2 separate regions of the Homo sapiens genome follow, and region 2 is linked to region 1. A link is an interaction called in ENCODE POLR2A ChIA-PET data of the cell type or tissue named here. Cell type or tissue: GM12878. All regions are shown on one strand. Each heading gives the region's core, and the rest is flanking DNA. Links, peaks and the distances in the headings are about the cores only. Region 1 overlaps HSD11B1-AS1 (HSD11B1 antisense RNA 1). Region 2 overlaps CAMK1G (calcium/calmodulin dependent protein kinase IG).

The links. Peaks named below come from ENCODE experiments on the same cell type or tissue, not always from the same donor. Only the 100,000 strongest peaks of a DNase experiment are listed, where the experiment ranks them.
Region 2: POLR2A ChIA-PET joins it to region 1 with 16 read pairs; 4 of 35 experiments call an interaction of 5 or more read pairs at or near these places.

Annotation. Positions count from the first base shown.
Region 1 is chr1:209,668,704-209,678,586 of GRCh38, forward strand. All of the region lies in intron 1 of HSD11B1-AS1 (HSD11B1 antisense RNA 1), which reads right to left. G0S2 (G0/G1 switch 2) reads left to right here and starts at 6,709. Exons shown (of 2, transcript NM_015714.4): 1 at 6,709-6,846; 2 at 6,950-7,687. The coding sequence starts at 6,982. The coding sequence ends at 7,293. RefSeq lists enhancers at 4,301-4,540, 6,821-7,669. In GM12878, for the core only: no CTCF peak of the experiment used is centred there; a DNase peak (open chromatin) is centred at 4,698; H3K27ac peaks cover 237 bases.
Region 2 is chr1:209,602,350-209,612,232 of GRCh38, forward strand. CAMK1G (calcium/calmodulin dependent protein kinase IG) reads left to right here. Exons shown (of 13, transcript NM_020439.3): 4 at 865-939; 5 at 3,187-3,325; 6 at 3,971-4,094; 7 at 5,509-5,584; 8 at 6,631-6,743; 9 at 7,502-7,580; 10 at 9,116-9,203; 11 at 9,443-9,867. Among named protein-coding and RNA genes, the nearest start is that of MIR4260, 16 kb to the right of the region's middle. RefSeq lists a silencer at 5,508-5,666 and an enhancer at 6,785-7,984. In GM12878, for the core only: no CTCF peak of the experiment used is centred there; a DNase peak (open chromatin) is centred at 5,182; H3K27ac peaks cover 519 bases.

The sequences.
Region 1 (9,883 bases), core at 3,445-5,944:
GAGATGGGGTTTCACTGTGTTAGCCAGGATGGTCTTGATCTCCTGACCTCGTGATCCACCCGCCTCAGCCTCCCAAAGTGCTGGGATTACAGACGTGAGCCACAAGTCTTGGTGATTTTTCACATTGGAGAGGTGATGGAGAGCAAGGAGGAAAAGATGGCTCCTTGACTTCAAACCTGAGCTGCTAGGTGAATGGTGCAGCTTAGGTTAAGAAAGATGGTTACAAGTTTATGGGGTAGAAATATTGAATTTGGCTTTAGACACAGTAATTCTGATACCTGCAAGACATCCAAGTCAAAATGTAGAATAGGTAGAGGGATACACAGGTCTAGAGCTCAGACTTGTAGGTCATCTGTGTAGAAGCAGCAATGGAAGCCCTGGCAGTAAATTAAATCACTGAAGAGAGCATGTGGAATAAGAAAAGGGGCTCCAGGACTGAGTCCTGAGAAATGCTGACATTTGTAGGTTAGATAAAGAGGACAATTGAGATAAAGATCCTGAGTTTTGTCCAGAATAGGGTAAGAGGAAAACCAGCAGAATATGGTATCGTGGAAGCAAAGGAGAAATGTGTTTCTAGAAGGGAGTGGTCAGCAATTCCTAGGCATGGGATGAATAAGTGATTATTGATACAACTGCTTATTATCTGGCTCCTACTTACTGCTTCCTGCTCATTTTCTGCCATTTCCCAAAATCCATCCTTTATGATTTAACACCAACTTGTCTAACTTCTCTTGGACCATGTGATGCTTTATCTTTCATCCTCCCTTTTCACATGCAGTCCCATCTCATTCAAGGCCTCCCCATGCCCTGAACAACACCCTGTCCCAGAACCACCTGGTGAACACCATCCATCCTTTAACATCCCAAGCCTCTCAGGAATCATTTACCCTTAGGCCTTCTTTGACTACCTCCTCCCCAAAGGGCATCAATACCTGTCTCATTCTGTGCTTTTTGTTCATCTGGTATAAATTTCTATTACGGTGCCTTTCCCAATATACAATAATAACTCGTTTACAGTCTGTGTCCTCTACTTCACTATAAGCTTCTTGAGGGCAAATGCAGTTTGTATTCTGCATTTTTTTTTTTTTTTTGAAACAGAGTCTTGCTCTGTCACCAGGCTGGAGTACAGAGGCATGATCTCGGCTCACTGCAACCTCCACCTCCTGGGTTCAAGTGATTCTCCTGCTTCAGCCTCCCATGTAACTGGGATTACAGGCATGTGCCACCACACCCGGCTAATTTTTGTATTTTTAGTAGAGACAGGGTTTCATCATGTTGCCCAGGATGGTCTTGATCTCCCAGCCTCCTGATCCGCCCGTCTTGTCCTCCCAAAGTGCTGGGATTACAGGTGTGAGCCATCACACATTCTGCTTCCTATAACTATGCTTAACACAGTGTCAGGTACATGGCTGGCTTCAACAAATATTTTTGGACCTTACTAGAAGCTACCTAAATGTCACCTAAGGAATGCAAATGTCCCGGGCTGGGATAAAGCATCATGGAAATTGCCGACGTAGAGCAAGAGGCAAAGACAATTGAATAATAACAGCCATCATTTAATGATTGCTTCATTTGTGCCAGAAACTGCCTAAGTCCCTTACAGAGCTCTATCTCATTCACTCTTCATCATATCTGTTTCATAGGGGCTTATCATCATCACCACACCCCATTTAATAGGGGCTATCATAACTCTCACTTCACAGATACGGAAGTAGAAGTTATAGAAGTTAAGTCACTTGCCCAAGGTCAGGCCTTAGCAAATGGAGGAGTCAGGATTTGGAGGAACCCAGGTTTGCTTGACTTTAGAGCCCTATACCCTTAAGACCAATTGGCATTTGAGCTTGGGGAAAATTCCTTGTGCTGACTCAAACTTGTAAAGTATATTGTTTAATCTGGAAGTGGTATGTAGGCAGCAGGGTGCAGGTAATTCTAACCACACCACCCATGGCTATTCAAGGCTTCCAGCACAGTCTGCATGCCCCAGCAGCTGGTGGCTCTGCTTGACCAAAAGTTATGAAGGACAAAAGCAGAATGCCTATAAAGTCTGTTCCTTTGCCTTGATTTGTACCACGGGCAGGCTGGAGGGTGCCCAGAGTGAGCCAATGGCTACAATGTCAGACACTAAGTTGGGAGTGGAAGTGAAAGGTGAGGAGACCAGAGTGGAGGAAACTAAGCCAAGTTGCCAGGTCTTGGGCAATTTCAACACCAAGGCTCTGAGCCAAGGACAGGCTACTGTGCTTGAAATAACTTCCCAAGAGAGCCTTAACTGGTCACTTTGCCCTCTCTATCTCAGCACTGACTTTTAGGTCAATGTAACTAATATTGATTAGCCTCCTATTCTATGTTAACACCATGAAAGATACAAAGCTTTTGTCTTCCACAGAGCTGAGGCAAGCCCACAGGAAACAATGACAGAGTTGTACAAAACGGTAATCCATCCAGTGCCAGCCTGTAGAGTACAAGCCCCAAAGGCAACTGAAATTCACAGAAAGGAGAGATCAAGGTGTGCTGCCATGGGCAGTGGTAGCTTCTTGGAGCACAGGAAATTGAACTTGACCTCAAGGAAGAAAGGAAGACAAAGTAGAAAGAGGACAGCATTTCAGGTAGAAACAACTGTGTGAGCAAAAATAAATGAAGCAGCAGCAATGCGAATGAATTGTTTCTTGGCCTGTGAAGAAACCTCTCTGTGGAGCAAAGGGCTATTGTGGGAGAAGAACAGGAGAAGATCGGACCATAGAGAGCCTGAATTCCAAGAATACTAAATCAAGCAAATTCAACATGCAGGATCCAGGAGTCCATTATGTGGGCAATGAGAAATGATCTTGGCCTTTAAACAGGCAGTTGACAATAAAAAATTAAATTTTAGGAAGATTCATTTGGTGGTAGTGTTTAAGATGGATTAGAGGAGAAAGGATTAAAAGCAAAAAAACTGTCCCCTCAAAAACCTGAATGCTTCTTTAAGCATCTACTAAAAGTTGGACTGCATTCAAAAACAAACAAACAAACAAACAAAAAACAGTCCCTTCCCTGCCAGGCTTCACAGTCCATGGAAAAGCCATTCATTAATCCCATAGTTACCCATTAAGGACCTATTATGTGCTAAGAATTATACTGGGCACTGGGGACACAGTGAGGAGCAAACCAAAGTCCCTATCCTCATGAAGCCTATCCTCCAACGCACATGGAAGACAATATAAAACCACACCATTAAGTACATCCACATAGAATCAGGTAACCAAGTGCTATGAAGAAAAAGAAAGTAGGGCACTGGGTGGAGAGTGGTGGGATGCAGTAGTCAGGGAAGGCCTCTCCAAATAACTTCCATGATATTTCAAGCCCAGAGAACAAATGAAACGGAGATGTCACTGCTAGAAATAAGGATATTGAGAAGAAGACTTAGCTTGTAAGAGTATAGAGAAGGTAAGGAGTCTTGTTTTAAGTGTGTCAAGCTGTGATAATAGCAGTGTATCCACACAGAAATATTTAGACTCTAGAACTCTAGTCTATAAGACCAGAGGAGACAGTGGCTACACATATAAATTTCAGTGTCTTCCACTGATATCCGAGTGATAAGCAACTTCCTTTCTAAAACTATGAAAGTAACTAAGGGTCTAAAAAAAATTTCTAGTGCGGTAGTCTTAAAACTACAAATAGTTTTGTCATATCTCCTATGATGACTCCCTCCCTTCAGCTGCCTGGAGCCCCAGGGGTGGGCAGTGACTTTGTGTAGGCAGCAAGCAGCCGGTAACAAAATAATAATTATTATTGTTATTATTATATTATAATAATTGTAACAATAACAATTATTATTGAAGCTCATTTACAACTAACCATCCAAAAGACCTCTTTCCCCTGTGTCTTCAATCCCCAAGGCAGAGGGGTAGGGACAGTTCTATCCCTCCTCTGCACTTAACCCTTGAAACACATGCACCCCTTTGTGACTTTACCCTCTGCAGATGGCTCTGAATGTCTTAATGTCTGAGAGAAAGGGATTTAGAAAGCAAAATATAAAAATTTTAAACTAGTCCTTCCTACCTTCCTAGAAGTGGCAAGAGTTAAATGTTGAGATAGACTCAAGGGTAGGATGACTATTTCAGTTTGCCTGGAAGTGTTTCAGTTTGCCTGGAAGTATCTCAGTTTTAGTGCTCAGTTTTAGCAGGAGTCCTGCATTTCAGAGAACCCCTCAACCCTGAGCAAAATAAGATGGTTGGTCACCCTATGGCTTGGTTTGACCATCATCGCTATAACCTGTATCTTACCTGCATGCATGACACAACACAGTGCTTTACTTCCCTAAAAATGACATCAGCCCCACTAAAATATATGTTTAGTTTCCAAGCCCTACCTAGTCACCTTCTACCCTAGGAGCCAGGTTCTCTTTTCCCACCCAGACAGAGGAGCTGCACTCAGAAATTCCTAGACATGAGTTAACACTGGATTCCTTAGCCTTCTACTCCCATCATCTCCTGCTCAGCCCCAGCTACCACCTAAACTAGGAAGATCAAGTCTACCAGTGACCTCCGTCCATGGCACTTGCTGCCCCTCCTCTGTCCAGCTCTTACCAATATAGCTGCTGGAACCTGGAGGTCAAAGTCAAATTATCAAAAAAAGGAACTGAGCTGGTGATGTGCACTAACACAGCAAATCACAGGAAAGGGGAACCCCAGGTAAATTACAGCCTTCTGACCTAGGAAGACGTGTGGTTTGCGTCTCTGAGTTACAGAAACACAGGAAATGCTTACTGGACCAGTCAATTTCAGAATTTTGGGTCCCAAGCTAGGCTGACTCACCTTCAGAATGGAAACCACGTGACAGCCCTTATATCAGGGCACACATCACATGCTCTTCCAGAAGTCAATGGGTTTGGAACCCTCACAGATATTGGGAAAGCTCACTAATCATTTCTGCCAGTTATCAGAGGTTGCTCTGAAACTATAAGGAAGATTCAAAGAAAATGCCAAGACTGATATTAAACTTGGCAGGAACCCTTGTTACAGAATTTTCCTGCCTGACAAGGTTAAAAGAACAATAAGCAGGAAACACAGTCCTCCAGGAATAATCAATTCTATTTGGCCCCTGGTCACCTTCACTCAGACTAAATTCTAAAACATAGAATTTCAAATAAGCTATTTAGATAACCTTGACCATTCTCCACACACAAGCCCTTGCCTGAACTATTAATAGTCAAGGCAAAGGGTAGTTGTTATTGCTGCCTTTTTAAACTGAATCATCTGAGAAATTGCTTCAGACCCCCAAAGAAAGATTACTGTTAACAATTCAAAAACTAAAATATTTGATCCCTGAGACAGCCTTTTCCCCCGACCCGCCCTTCAGGGCTCAGTCCGACCGACTGCAAAGGCTGTTGCAAGATTGCATCACTGACCTTTGCAATTTTCTGGCCAGTTTGATTTCCCCTTCTTTCCCCTGCCCCCTCCCTTTCTCTGCTTAAAGGCCTTTGGCCAATTTGCCTCTCCTTTTCCCCAAGTTTGCTAACCCTTTGGCCAATTTGCCTCTCTTTTTCCCCAAGTTTGCTAACTCTAGCATATCCATAACCAAAGCCAAACTAGAACGCTCCCTCAGCCCCAGGTGATTACAGCTAACCCTGGTCAAAATCAATCCTACATCTTCACACGTCCAAGAGTACTCACACTCTGGATTCTTACCTAAGCTGTCTACTACACGCCCTTCTGCCCACAAACTGCTTCAAAGCTGAAGTTGAGCTGGAGCAGTGAAGTTGTACCCCCAAACCCAGGAGGGTGGCAGAGAATTATTGAGGAGAGCATGAAATACTTCCATTCTAAAATGGCAGATGAACTTCTACCAACAGCCCCTTCCATACTTGACCCCCTACCCCCAAGCTCCCAACTCCACTTCTCAAGTGGAAGTGAGAACAATTTGAATTTGAAGGCTCTTCCCTGATACACGGAAGTACATAAGGAAACAGCTCGCAGGCAAAGAGACTAATCTCTCTCTCTTTCTCTCTCTCTCTCTCTCTCTCTCTCTCTCTCACACACACACACACACACACACACACACCTCTGTGCATAAAAGCACCATCAATGAATAGTTTTCTATCAACTGACTCTAGTTATACATGCATGTACCTCTAAATAAAACCAACCAGGCAGGAAAGAAACAATATTAGCACATATTGCTTTATCCAAGCGTAACCTGTTCTGTCCTGTTACCCAGATCCTTCCCCCTTGCCTTCTCCTCTCTGATCCATTGCCACACACGTGGGAAGGTGACAACCCTTCCGAATAAAAATGAAAGCTTTCTTCTTTAGATGGAACCCCCAAATTCCCTCATTATTTATAATGTCAGGCTGTCCTGGACAAGGGAAGCTGTGCACCCGCTGACACCAGTAAGAAGGTTGCCGCCATGTCAGAGATGTCCGCGGACACCTCCCTGGGCTCCGGGTCCTCCCCTGCGCTCGCCTGGAGTGGGACCTTCGCGTGCACACTGGCCTTCCCACGCGCCCCGCTGCGATGGCACCCGCGCCGGGCCCCCTAGCTCACACAGTCGGAGCGTGCTCAGCGCGTGGCCACCTCCTGCCAGGTCCCAGCCGGGTTCCACCCCCTCCTTTTCCCCTCCTCTTCTTCCTCCCCCTCCGAGTTCCCCTGGCTCTGACCGCGCTGGCCTGGGCCGGAGAGCCCAGGAGGCGTGTCTCAGAGAAAAGATATAAGCGGCCCCCGGACGCTAAAGCGGTGCCAGCGGCGGAGTCTCCAACTGGGAGAGCTGCAGCTGCCGAGAGGAGGAGAACGCTGAGGTCGGTCGGACCAACGGACGCGCTGACCGCTGCCAACTGCAGCTCGCGCTGCCTCCTGCTCGCGCCGTGCCACTAAGGTAGTCCGCCTTTCTATGAGCCCTCCCCAAGATTAGCTGGGTGCGGGGTGGTGGGAGCCGTTCTTTGGTGGCTGAAGCCCCTCTCCTGCTGCTCCTCCTGCAGGTCATTCCCGCCTCCGAGAGCCCAGAGCCGAGATGGAAACGGTCCAGGAGCTGATCCCCCTGGCCAAGGAGATGATGGCCCAGAAGCGCAAGGGGAAGATGGTGAAGCTGTACGTGCTGGGCAGCGTGCTGGCCCTCTTCGGCGTGGTGCTCGGCCTGATGGAGACTGTGTGCAGCCCCTTCACGGCCGCCAGACGTCTGCGGGACCAGGAGGCAGCCGTGGCGGAGCTGCAGGCCGCCCTGGAGCGACAGGCTCTCCAGAAGCAAGCCCTGCAGGAGAAAGGCAAGCAGCAGGACACGGTCCTCGGCGGCCGGGCCCTGTCCAACCGGCAGCACGCCTCCTAGGAACTGTGGGAGACCAGCGGAGTGGGAGGGAGACGCAGTAGACAGAGACAGACCGAGAGAGGAATGGAGAGACAGAGGGGGCGCGCGCACAGGAGCCTGACTCCGCTGGGAGAGTGCAGGAGCACGTGCTGTTTTTTATTTGGACTTAACTTCAGAGAAACCGCTGACATCTAGAACTGACCTACCACAAGCATCCACCAAAGGAGTTTGGGATTGAGTTTTGCTGCTGTGCAGCACTGCATTGTCATGACATTTCCAACACTGTGTGAATTATCTAAATGCGTCTACCATTTTGCACTAGGGAGGAAGGATAAATGCTTTTTATGTTATTATTATTAATTATTACAATGACCACCATTTTGCATTTTGAAATAAAAAAACTTTTTATACCATATCTCATGTAATTCCTGAGAGGTGTGGTGTCCTGGGGTGGGAAGCAGGGAGGGTGAGCAGGTGGGCGATGGTGATGGGTTCTTACCTGAGCACTGCAGAGGGAGCAGCTTCCTGAGGGTCAGACACTTGCTTCACACCTAGGAACTGTGTAATAAGTTACTACATGCATATAAGTCTGTTGAGGACTTGTTTTTCCTTCTTGTTAGGGGTGGGAAGAGAGAAAATTTTATAACTTCCGTGAGATTTAGCATTTTAACATCAAAAGGTAGATCAACTTCTGAGCTACAGTGAGTAGGAGATAACTGATTAATTCTAAGGCAGAAAAGCTCTTTGTTCCTTACACCTGTGCACCAGAGGTTCCCATGGCTGATACCTTTTTCTTCCCAACTATATTTTAGACAGACAGACAGAGAGAAGGAAAGAAAATGAAGGAGGGAGGTCTGGAGGTGAAGGGAAGGAAAGAAAGGAAAAACTATCTACCTGGCAGGAAAAGAGATAAGCTCCCAAGAACACCAAAGCAGATGATGAGTCTAGCTCTACCCAGCCTTCCTCCCCACGAATCCAGATCATAGTAAGAAACTCTGGGCTAGAAAGAGAAAAAAACCGGTTGTTACATATCTGAGTCCTCCTCCTCCAGTGTACAGAGCTTCATCTGTAGTAATAGCTAATTCAGTGACTCTATAGGGCTCAGCAAAACAAATTTTAAACTTTAAAGAAGTAGCCAGGAGCCAGAGGCATGGCCTTGATGCTAGTCTCCTCACATTTTTCATGTCACCTGTCCTAATCAGGTACTGACACTTTACTCCTTTCATCAACAGCTATGCATTTTTGCCAAACATATCACTGGCTCACACCATTGCCTCTGCTCAGACTCTCTCCTTCGTCCAATGCCCTACACACATCTCCATTTCATTTCTGCCAACTCAATTCCTACCAAGTGTTCCTGGCCCTGATCAAAAGCCATCTCTTTCTGAAATCTATTCTTATCACTCCCAAAGGAAAAAAGCAATCAGAATGTGGTAAGATTAATCAAGGAAAAGAAACATATTTGGAGTTTTAAAGGAAAAGAATGTCAGTGGCACCATGGCTCTCCCAGTTTCCAAAATGGGAAATTCAGCCCTATACCAAGGCAGAGCCTCACTTTCAATGTCCAAGAAACTTCCTAGGAACTGACTCAATTTTATCCTTCCTGCTGGTCTTCCAAAATGCCTCTTTTATTAATTACTCCTTTACCCATTCAGTTACCACCTTGTCTGGCTCTCAACCGCTCAAGCCACCCCCTGCACCTTCTAGCACATTCACCCTAAACAATCCCTTGTCAGACTGTCTTCCTTTAATATCTTTCATTCTGCTGCTCCTGAACTCAAAAACATCTGAGACTAAAACTCTTATGCCAGGTTTCAGTGCCTCTGTGATGTGCTTCCATCACAGCTGGCCGTCTTGCCTGATTTGTCAGGGTGCCTAGCATGAACCCTGGTCCTTGCCTGTTTCCTTCTGGTTTTCTGCACCTTCATTTACATTACTCTTCCAACCCGAATTTCCAACCCGAATGTCCTCCCACCCACTACCTCCACATCTTCTGAAACCACATACCTCAAATTCTCCAAGGAAGGTATGATTTCAAATACAGGTATTTTGCCCATTGTCAAAATACATGTAAAATTGTGTGCTCTGATTTTTGAGATGGAGTCTTGCTCTGTCACCAGGCTGGAGTGCAGTGGCACAATCTTGGCTCACTGCAACCTCTGCCTCCTGGGTTCAAGCGATTCCACTGCCTCAGCCTCCCGAGTAGCTGGGACTACAGGCGTGTACCACCATGCCCAGCTAATTTTTTGTATTTTGGTAGAGATGGGGTTTCACCATGTTGGCCAGGATGGTCTCAATCTCCTGACCTCATGATCCGCCTGCCTCAGCCTCCCAAAGTACTGGGATTACATGATTTTTTATTTAGAGGGTAACGCCTATGTTTTGAAAGGTTGCCTATACATAAAAAAATAAAGTTCCCTAAATATATAAGTATGCCTATATGTTTTTGTGTAGAAGGAAATTCCCCATGCCTATTTATATTCAAATTACCCAACCCAATCAAATCCGAGCTATTGAAATCTCTGTTCTCACTGGTCTTCTCAATTCTCTGAGTTCTTATAGGCCGTACAGCCTGAATCTCATACCACATCACTCAGTAATGGGCTTTTTT
Region 2 (9,883 bases), core at 4,189-6,688, 66 kb before region 1:
CCATCTAAGTCATCCCACAGAACTAACCCTAAAAATAAGCATCTACCTTGCTTCTCGCAATATCTTGGAACACTAATTTTTCAACACTTCCTCCGTGGTTATCCATGAGGAGGCTCAGCTCACCTGAATCCCTCCCATTGTATACAGGTTGAGCATTCCTAATCTAAAATCCAAAATGCTCCAAAATCAGAAACATTTTTAGCATTGACAGGATGCCACAAATAGAAAATTCCACAGCTGACCTCATGTGACAGGTCACAGTCAAAATGTATTCAAAGCTTTATTTCATGCACAAAATTATTTTTTAAATATTATGTAAAATTACCTACCAGCTATGTGTATAAGGTACACATGAGACATAAATGAACTTCATGTTTAGACTTGGGTCCCATCTCTAAGGTATATCATTATGTATATGCAAATATTCCAAAAACTCTTCTAGTCTCAAACATTTTAGATATGGGATACTCAACCTGTACTTTTTAAGTGCAATATTTCTAACATCTGAATACCTACTTTGTAGAATAACCTAGTGTTGGGTACTCCCTTAGCCTTCCTCCATTCTTCTAACTGTCTCTTTTAGTAAAGTTTAAAGAGATTCCTGGCATAACAAGGAAGTGTTTGTTTCCTGAAGGAAGGATGATCAATTATTCATTCAGTAAACACGGACCGAGCACCTCCACAGGAATCTTTTCTCTGGGATTAATTTGTGACAGTCTACTTATTATGAAGGCTTCACAGAGACCTAGTCTTCCTAAACATTGCCATCAAAAGCCTCCAACAGAAACTTTTGGGCTAGGTCTGCATTATTTGTCTGTACAACCTGAACCACATACCTTTCATCATGCACTTTATTTTTCCCAGGATCAAGCATGAAAACATTGTGACCCTGGAGGACATCTATGAGAGCACCACCCACTACTACCTGGTCATGCAGCTGTAAGTAAAAGGTGACTTGCTTCCTTCACAGAGGCCTGGTGGGGCCTGGGAGGCCTACAGGAGGTTGGTCGCTGGTGAGGGATGGACAGCAATTCAAAGACAAAAATGAAGACTTCATTCAGGAGGCTCAGAAATGCCAAGGGTCCTTTTAGACTGAGTGTGCCTCTGGTCATGGGCAGGTTCTATGTGGGCCACAGGGTAAACCTGGGCTGATTATTAAGCTCCTTTGCACCAGGACAACCCTATCAGTGGTTAGAATATTTCCTACCAGTCAGCAAATAGCTGCGACCCCAACCCATCCATGTCCTTCTGCTGCCCCACCCCTCCTCGCCCCTTGCAACCAAACGACCGAAGGGGTAATGCCAGACTAACAAGGAGTCACCAGAACCCTTTTCTGGCACTGTGGCTTCAGTCCTTTTGGACCAATACATGTTAATCAAATTGGATAGTAAATGTTTTAACATCACTCCAGCATAAAATTACTGTAGGAGCAGAAGCCACAGGTAGATATATTTCAATATAAAGAAAGATTTTCCCAAAACAGAGTCACCCAAAGTTAAAGACAGGCTGTGATTGTATGTGTCCATCTGTAGGACAGAAGTGGTGCTTCATTAGCAAGGTCTCTGCGTCATTGCTGCATCCAAACAACAGCTCTGCCTGACAGCAACTGCTGTAGAGGTTGGTCAGTGTTCATAAGGGCTCAGCATTGGGCTCAAAGACACTTCTGTTTATAAAGTACACACACACACACAAATACACACACTTGCACATGCACAGACATACACGCACTCACACACCACTCTGCAATCTCAGCGTGGCTGGACACAACGTGGTTTTTGGCTGATGGGCTGATTACTAAGAAACTTTAACGAGATAACTCAGGCCTAAGCACCTGATTAACTGGGGGCTTATCTGAGGACCTCTAAAGAGAGGTAGCAGGCAGTCAAGGGAGTGAGGTGGAAAGGGCCCCTAGTGGCACTAACAAGTGATCAGGGACCATCAGGCACTACAATGAGGCCAAGCCAACAGGATTAGCACACAGTAATTCAGAAGGCAGGGAGGCAAGGAGATGGGAAGAGTTGGATGTCCCTGAGGAGACACTAAGCCTCCTCAGAGCATAGCTCCAGGACTCAGGCCCCTCAGGGTTAAGAATTCATAGCTCTGTACAAAGAGTGTATTTCCTACAGGCCTTCAGCTACTATAGGAGCGCCCAAAGCCTAAAGACCAAAAGCCAAAGAGCAGGATGAGGTAAATTTTGATCGGAGAAATTCTTTTCCCTCATCACTAGTTGGGCATGGATGGCCACATCTAATGTCATGGGACAGTGGTAAGGGGGACTAGGAGGGTGAGAGGACTGGAACCCCTGGCTCACGGTTGAAATAGTCTGGGAATGCTTATCTCAGAGAAGGCAAGCCCTCCGGAGAGCATTTCACTATCTTTGTATACTTGAAAGGTGCACAGGAAAGGCTGTTATTCTTGTTCTGTGCAGTCCCGATGGGTGGAATTGGTAGCACTGGTAGAAATGACAGGGCATCAGGTTTCAACATAATGTGCAGAAACATTAGGAATATTCCAAAAAACACTCTGTCTTAGGAGGAAGAGTGTTCTCTGACACTTATGTGTTCTAGTACTCACTAGAAAACTTCTAGGCAAAAATAGAGTAGATGGTATTCATGAGATAGAAGTCAGACTTGATCTTTAAGCTCCCCTGGGTCCTAAGATACTCTACCATTTGAGTCTCAAAGCACCCCTAAAGCCCTACCTGTAATTCCAGCTTTATGAAGCCCAATTTCCCAAAATGAGAAGAGAAATCTTGATATAAGTACGGTTAGTCTCACTTGCATGCCTTCTCTTTCCTACTTTGCTTAATTTCTGTGTTACCTCTCTCTTTCATCATGGCTTCCTGTGTCATAGGCCAGGAAGGAAGGTGGCTAAGAAGTGTGTCCACACTAAGGGATTATTGGCTTCTTGTGCAGCCCCAACCAGAAGCATTTACATTTTAAAGGAAATTTTCAGAGAGAGAGGTCAATGCTTGGCCCAAAGAGATGACTGCCTAGTGATATCACTCCAGGTACCCAGAGTGGGTGTTCTGAGACTGGAGTAGTCTGCTGGCAGCCCTTCAATCACAGTTCATGGGGGCCTGCCTGTTCCACTGCAGCTGTGTCCCCCAAGGCTTCAAAGCAAACACCTTCTCATTACTTTGAGTGAAATGAGAACTGAATTCCTGTCTTGATCCTATGCCCACAGTGTTTCTGGTGGGGAGCTCTTTGACCGGATCCTGGAGCGGGGTGTCTACACAGAGAAGGATGCCAGTCTGGTGATCCAGCAGGTCTTGTCGGCAGTGAAATACCTACATGAGAATGGCATCGTCCACAGAGACTTAAAGGTGTCAAGGCGGGAGTCCTGGGTGGGAAACAGATAATGACCCTTAAGGAAGCTGCATGGGTCATGGGACATCTAAGCTCCATAAAGTAAGAGGGTTGGACTAGTGACTCCCAAGGCCCCTTCTGCCCTTAGATTCCTTAAACAGACCTTGGATGAGTGAACAATGGTTACTAATTTGCACCTCAATTTTTCCTGAAACTTTCACTATGCCTTACCCTATTTCAATACCAAAATAATACACACATTTCTTACATCCAGCCACAGTCAAAACCCAATGCAACAAAATATTTACTGAGGGCCTACATTGTACTAGGCCTTGCACTGGACTCTGGAGAGATCAGACACCATTAACCAAAGATTGGTTCTCTCAAAACACAAACAGGGTAGTTGGAAGTGAGGGAAGGAAAGGGTGAGTATATTAATGTTTACAAGACCGAGCAAAGTCAGAGCCATAAGCAAGGTGCAGACTACTGGGGTGCAGGTGTGAGGGTGCAGGTAGGAGGAAGAAGGGAAGAATGGGGGAGGATGAGCTGGCCTTGAAGTCAGGAGCCCAGGGCTCATCTTCCTGTGAAATTTTGTATCAAGGGGAAGGAAAATACTTGCTTCAGGTGGTTATATCCTACACTACATATTTTTTCTCCTACAGCCCGAAAACCTGCTTTACCTTACCCCTGAAGAGAACTCTAAGATCATGATCACTGACTTTGGTCTGTCCAAGATGGAACAGAATGGCATCATGTCCACTGCCTGTGGGACCCCAGGCTACGTGGGTAAGTCTGGGAGCAGGAGGAAGGTTGACCAGTTGGCTACATTCAACCACATGCCTATCATTCATAGAAAGGGGTGATTCTGAGAACATAGGGTTCAACTTCAGGGGCTATCCTGGTAGGACATCCACTTATAAAGTTTAGGGCCAGCCAATTCATCCGTCTCAGGATCTATCTCTACTGCTCCCAAATTCTACATTTTTAAAGACCGCCTACCCCTGAGCCCTCCAGAGTCCCTGCCTATGCTTTGGCTCTCATTTCTGCGGATAGACTTCCAGCCTTTGTCTTTCCAGCTGGACCAGGGGCAGACAAGATCACAAACCCAGAGATCAGCAGAGAGCTGAGGGGTTGAGCACCAACCCTACTCCTTTCTCCCACTCTGAAGGAGACATTAGCCCCCAGTTCTTGGGAGCCTGGAAGCACAGGATATTGAATTTGGGCCTGAGGAACCCAGAAATGGGCTCCTAAATGTCCACCCAAGGAAGCACTCTGGGAAATTGGCAAAGGTGGAGCTTCCTGCTTGAACATCCCTGTAGGTTTCCAGGGCCCCCAAAAAGAGTGAGAGCAGGCAGGGCACCTGGAAGAGTATTCCTGGGATCTACAGGAGACAAAGTTGAAACTCAGAGCATCCGCTCCTGTCCCTTCCCACTTCACCAGTCGTCACCTGTTTGCAGTTGGGTAATGGGAAGCAGAGCTCTGACTCAAGAGAGGGAATCTACCCTCCCAGAAAGGCAGGTCATTCACTCCTCAGTAGGTATTGAGTCCCACCAGGTACAAAGCTCTGGTAGCTGCAAGAAATACAGAAGGCAGCTCTCTACACCCCACAGGGCTCCTAATCAGAGGAAGTCATGGCTCATGCCCTCTGAAAGCTCTCTATCTGATGGGACAGACTAAATGCCTCCCCTCAGAAGGTACCCACAGTCTGATGGGAGACATACTGCCTTTGCTCTGGGAGCTCCTAATCTAATGGGGGTGACTCAGTCTCTGCCTCCCAGAGGCTCCCAGTCTAGTGGAGGAGAGACAGTCCTACACTGAAGATCTCCCAGTCTGAAGGGAGAGAGATCACACTTGCCCTGGGAATCCCCTATCTGAGTGGGGAGACAGGCCCTGCCTTCAGAGAATACTCAGTGTAATCAGGGAGACATAGCCCTGGAGATCCCCAGTCCAACAGGTGAGTCATCGACCCTGTCATGGGGAAACTCACAAACTAATGCAGAAGTCACAGTCTCTCTTTTCAGGAAGATTTAGTCTTCCCAGAAGAGACACAGCCCCTACCCTTAGGGAGTTTTCAGTCTCCTAGAAACCCCACCATCCCACAGTCTTCCCCAGACCTCTTCTCTAAGCCTGGCCTTCAGCTCCCACCCCAAAGCCCTCTCCTCTTGCCACCAGCCCTGACTCTGCCCTTGGTCTGCTGCAGCTCCAGAAGTGCTGGCCCAGAAACCCTACAGCAAGGCTGTGGATTGCTGGTCCATCGGCGTCATCACCTACATATTGTGAGTAGACGCTGGCCTGGGTTCAGCTGATGAGAAGTCTCGGAGCCTGCTTACCCCTTCTCGTTCCCTCCCCTGTCTCAGCTCCTCCTCCAAGCACGTGCATGTGCACAAACAGACACAGGCACAGGGGCACACGGGTACACACACACACACACACACACACATACATGTACACACAGCTTAAAAGCTTCCTCTCTCTTCACCTCCACCAAGTTTTAAAACAGAGCTCAGCGTGAATCCACTGCACAGCCACCTGGCACTCCCTCCTCTTGCACCCCTGCCCCTTTTACTGCCTATAAATGTGTTGCATCCCACTCAGTGGAATGAACAGTGAAAAAGAGAGAGGCCAAGCCAGGCTTGGAAGCCAGGTGGACCCTCTGTTCCTACATCTCAGCTTTCCCAAGGCAAAACTGTGGCCTGGATAAAGCTGGTCAGGGCCTTTCCTTTTCGCTCCTCTCCACACATTCCCAAGCTCTCCCTTTCCTAACCTGCCCATCACCTCTTCCCCACCATCCCTCCTCACCTATAGCAAACTTTGCTCTTAGGAAAATAACCTGGTTTCAATTATCTCCTCCATTTATGTTGAATAAGTACTCTCATTTATTTACCCAACCAATATTCACTGCCTATCTACTCTGCATCTATCCCTGTGCTAGGTTCTAAAGAATCCCGCAGTGAACAACACAGCCTAAATAAATCCTTCATCAAGCTTACATTCAAGTAGACAGTCTACCAACTTTCTTAAACATATTTTATATAGCATTCATAAGTCAGGGAAAGTATAAGGAGAGGTGGCAAGGGTTGGAGGGCATAATGTACACAGGGACCTTCTAGGGATGACTGTGCCAAGGCTTGGCACTTGCATAAACACTTTACGGGACCTGTACCATTCTGGAATTTGAGGCAGATCTGCGTCCTGGTCACACCACTGTTCTGGGACCTTCAGTGCCCACCTGTGTATACAGTGGGAGCTTGGGGGAGCAGAGAGGCTGGCTCAGGGAGGACAGGTTTGTTCAGTAGTATGCCTCCTTCCTGTCCTGCTGCAGGCTCTGTGGATACCCCCCATTCTATGAAGAAACGGAGTCTAAGCTTTTCGAGAAGATCAAGGAGGGCTACTATGAGTTTGAGTCTCCATTCTGGGATGACATTTCTGAGTCAGGTAAGGCCAGTAGGCATGAAGGAGAGATAACAGGCTCAAGGTAGAGGCTGCCAAGAGAAATGAGCTTAACAAAGGATGACAGTCCCGGCTCTTCAAAGTCCCTGGGGATCTTACAGAACAGGCTGCCAAGGAAAGTGGAGAAATCTTCGTCTGCTTCAAAGACCCGATAAATTATTTACATCTAAGAGCTATGCTTTTGTTTTTCTGGAGGCAGAACCACAGTATGCCTGAAAAGGAGATGGGGGGGCAGTTTAGAAGATGGGCCAGGAGGGCAGAGCCAGGTGGTGAGGGGAGAGTTCCAGACAAGAGCAGCAAAACTAAGGGGTTAGATATCAAGAAAGAGCATGCAATGTCTATGTGTGAGAGAAGATGATCATTACGTGATTGTTGGACCTGTTAAGTGGAAATCAGAGCTGGAACAATCCAGCACTCACATGCGTGCCCATGTGCCAGCGCTGGCCCCTGTTTCAGTGCAAACACATGCACATGTGATGTGCAGGCACATGGGGGCCTTGTGACTAGTGACGCTTCTGCAGTGCTGTGTGGGTGAGGCGGCTTGGAGCTTCCCTTCTTTGGTGGTTTATGGTGGGTTGTTGTTAGGTGGTTTGGATTTTTTTTCCTCTTCTAAGACTCTTAAAATTGCCTCTTTGGAAGATCAGCTAAAGATGCATTCACTGCCACCCACCAGCCCGGAAGTGAATTTCCATCAGTCATGAAATCTGGTCCTTAGTCGTCGTGTCTTTGATTACTCCCCTTAGCCAAGGACTTTATTTGCCACTTGCTTGAGAAGGATCCGAACGAGCGGTACACCTGTGAGAAGGCCTTGAGTCATCCCTGGTGAGTGAGACATGGAGTGGACTCTAGACCCCAGCCCTGTAGTTCCCAAAACCATGCTGACTCATTCATATTGCATTTCCCTGGAATCTGCTTGTCCTGATCCATTTAATGATGTGACAAGCAAGGACCATGCCATTGTTCATCAGGCCCAGGTAGAGATTCAAACATTATACAGTGGAGCAGGTTCTAATGCAAGGGTAGCAGCTGGGTTGTCTGGTCAAGTGCAGGAGGCAGGTGCAGCCGAGCGCTGTCATTCAGCACTGGGATAGGGTGCAATGTTCAGTACTAGTTATTCAAGAAGTGCCAGGAATGGGCAACTCTGTCCTGTCCTTTAGAGCTTTGTTTTACTCAGGGATCAATAACTGTTCCAGGTGAAGTGATTTAAGAACAACTGCAAAGCAACCGATTGGCAAAATAGGAAAAAGAAAATCTTAAAATATTTTTTCATGTTACTTCCCAACTCAATTTACAATAGCTCCCCACTTCATACCCCAGCAAGCCTGGATTCCTTTGTCTTTCCAGTTTCCCTAATATGGCCTGACCCTTTATCTCCAGCCTCTTTTCCCAGGATTGCCAGCATACCTCCTCTGTCCAGATAGGCCTGGGAGCTATATCTGTCTCACCCCACATACCAAGCTCTGTCTTAACTACACCTTGGATCAGATCATTCCCACTACCTACAATGTCCTGCCTCTTGCCCTGTATGTAGCATCTTTCAGGATCCAGATCAGTCTCTGCCCTTCCCTGAAGCCCCTGACCCCTGCAGCCCAACCCAATCTCCCCAGTTCTCTTTATTAATCACACGGCTTACCATGTATTACTGCAGTCCATAGCATGAACAACACCCGACATCTAGACTGTAGGCTCCTAGGGGTCAGGGCCCATGTCTCTTACTTCTCGAGGTCTATTAGTAGTTGGCACAGTACTATGCACACAGCAAGTGTCTGAGGAACACTTAGAGACCAGTGAATAAGAGGCTAAGGGGATAGGAAAGGGGCAGCCTGTACCAGACGGCCTTACTGAGGAAGGCTTCCAGGAGGAGGTGGGTTCTAGGCAAGGTTTTGAGCTAAAGGATGGTGACTACCCCAGTGCCCTGTGATGCTGGGTCCAATAAACTTTTTCTATAAAGCATCAGATAGTAAATATTTTAGGCTTTCCTGGCCATACTGTCTTTATGGCAACTACTCAACCCTGCTGTCACAGTGCAAAAGGAGCCACAGACAATACCTGAATTAATGGGCACCACTGTGTCCCCATAAAACCTTATTTACAAAAACAGGCAATAGGTCGATTTGGCCTATAGGCTATAGCTTGTTGACCTTGCTCTAAAAGTTTTTGATTTTGCCAAAGCTAAAGCCGACTCTTACTTGCCCAGGGGCACAGAGGAGACCTGCTTGCAGCCCTTTCCTGCTGTGGGCTGTCTTTCCTCTGCACACTCTACCCAGCTCTCACCTAGACCTGCAGGCACCCTGCCCACTCCCTGGATGAGTGTAAATAGCCACCCAGTAGCCAGGTGTCCCCTCTTACATCCACAGGATTGACGGAAACACAGCCCTCCACCGGGACATCTACCCATCAGTCAGCCTCCAGATCCAGAAGAACTTTGCTAAGAGCAAGTGGAGGGTAAGCTGTCCTCTCCAGGGGGTGGGAAAGCTGTTCTGGGCCCCTGGAGGCTGGGCTGGCAGGGGCTGACATAAGGGCTTTCCTTGGGATGTCCCAGAAGGCATTGGAGCTCCGTGTACCCTCTCTGAAATGAGAAGTGGGCACCCAGGTTTCAAGAGGCCACAAGGCAAAGGGAAAGTTTAAGCTCCAAGGCCCTCTGAGGTTGCAGAAGGCCAGAGGCTGCTCTTGTGTCTCCTTAGCAAGCCTTCAACGCAGCAGCTGTGGTGCACCACATGAGGAAGCTACACATGAACCTGCACAGCCCGGGCGTCCGCCCAGAGGTGGAGAACAGGCCGCCTGAAACTCAAGCCTCAGAAACCTCTAGACCCAGCTCCCCTGAGATCACCATCACCGAGGCACCTGTCCTGGACCACAGTGTAGCACTCCCTGCCCTGACCCAATTACCCTGCCAGCATGGCCGCCGGCCCACTGCCCCTGGTGGCAGGTCCCTCAACTGCCTGGTCAATGGCTCCCTCCACATCAGCAGCAGCCTGGTGCCCATGCATCAGGGGTCCCTGGCCGCCGGGCCCTGTGGCTGCTGCTCCAGCTGCCTGAACATTGGGAGCAAAGGAAAGTCCTCCTACTGCTCTGAGCCCACACTCCTCAAAAAGGCCAACAAAAAACAGTACGTATTTTTAGCC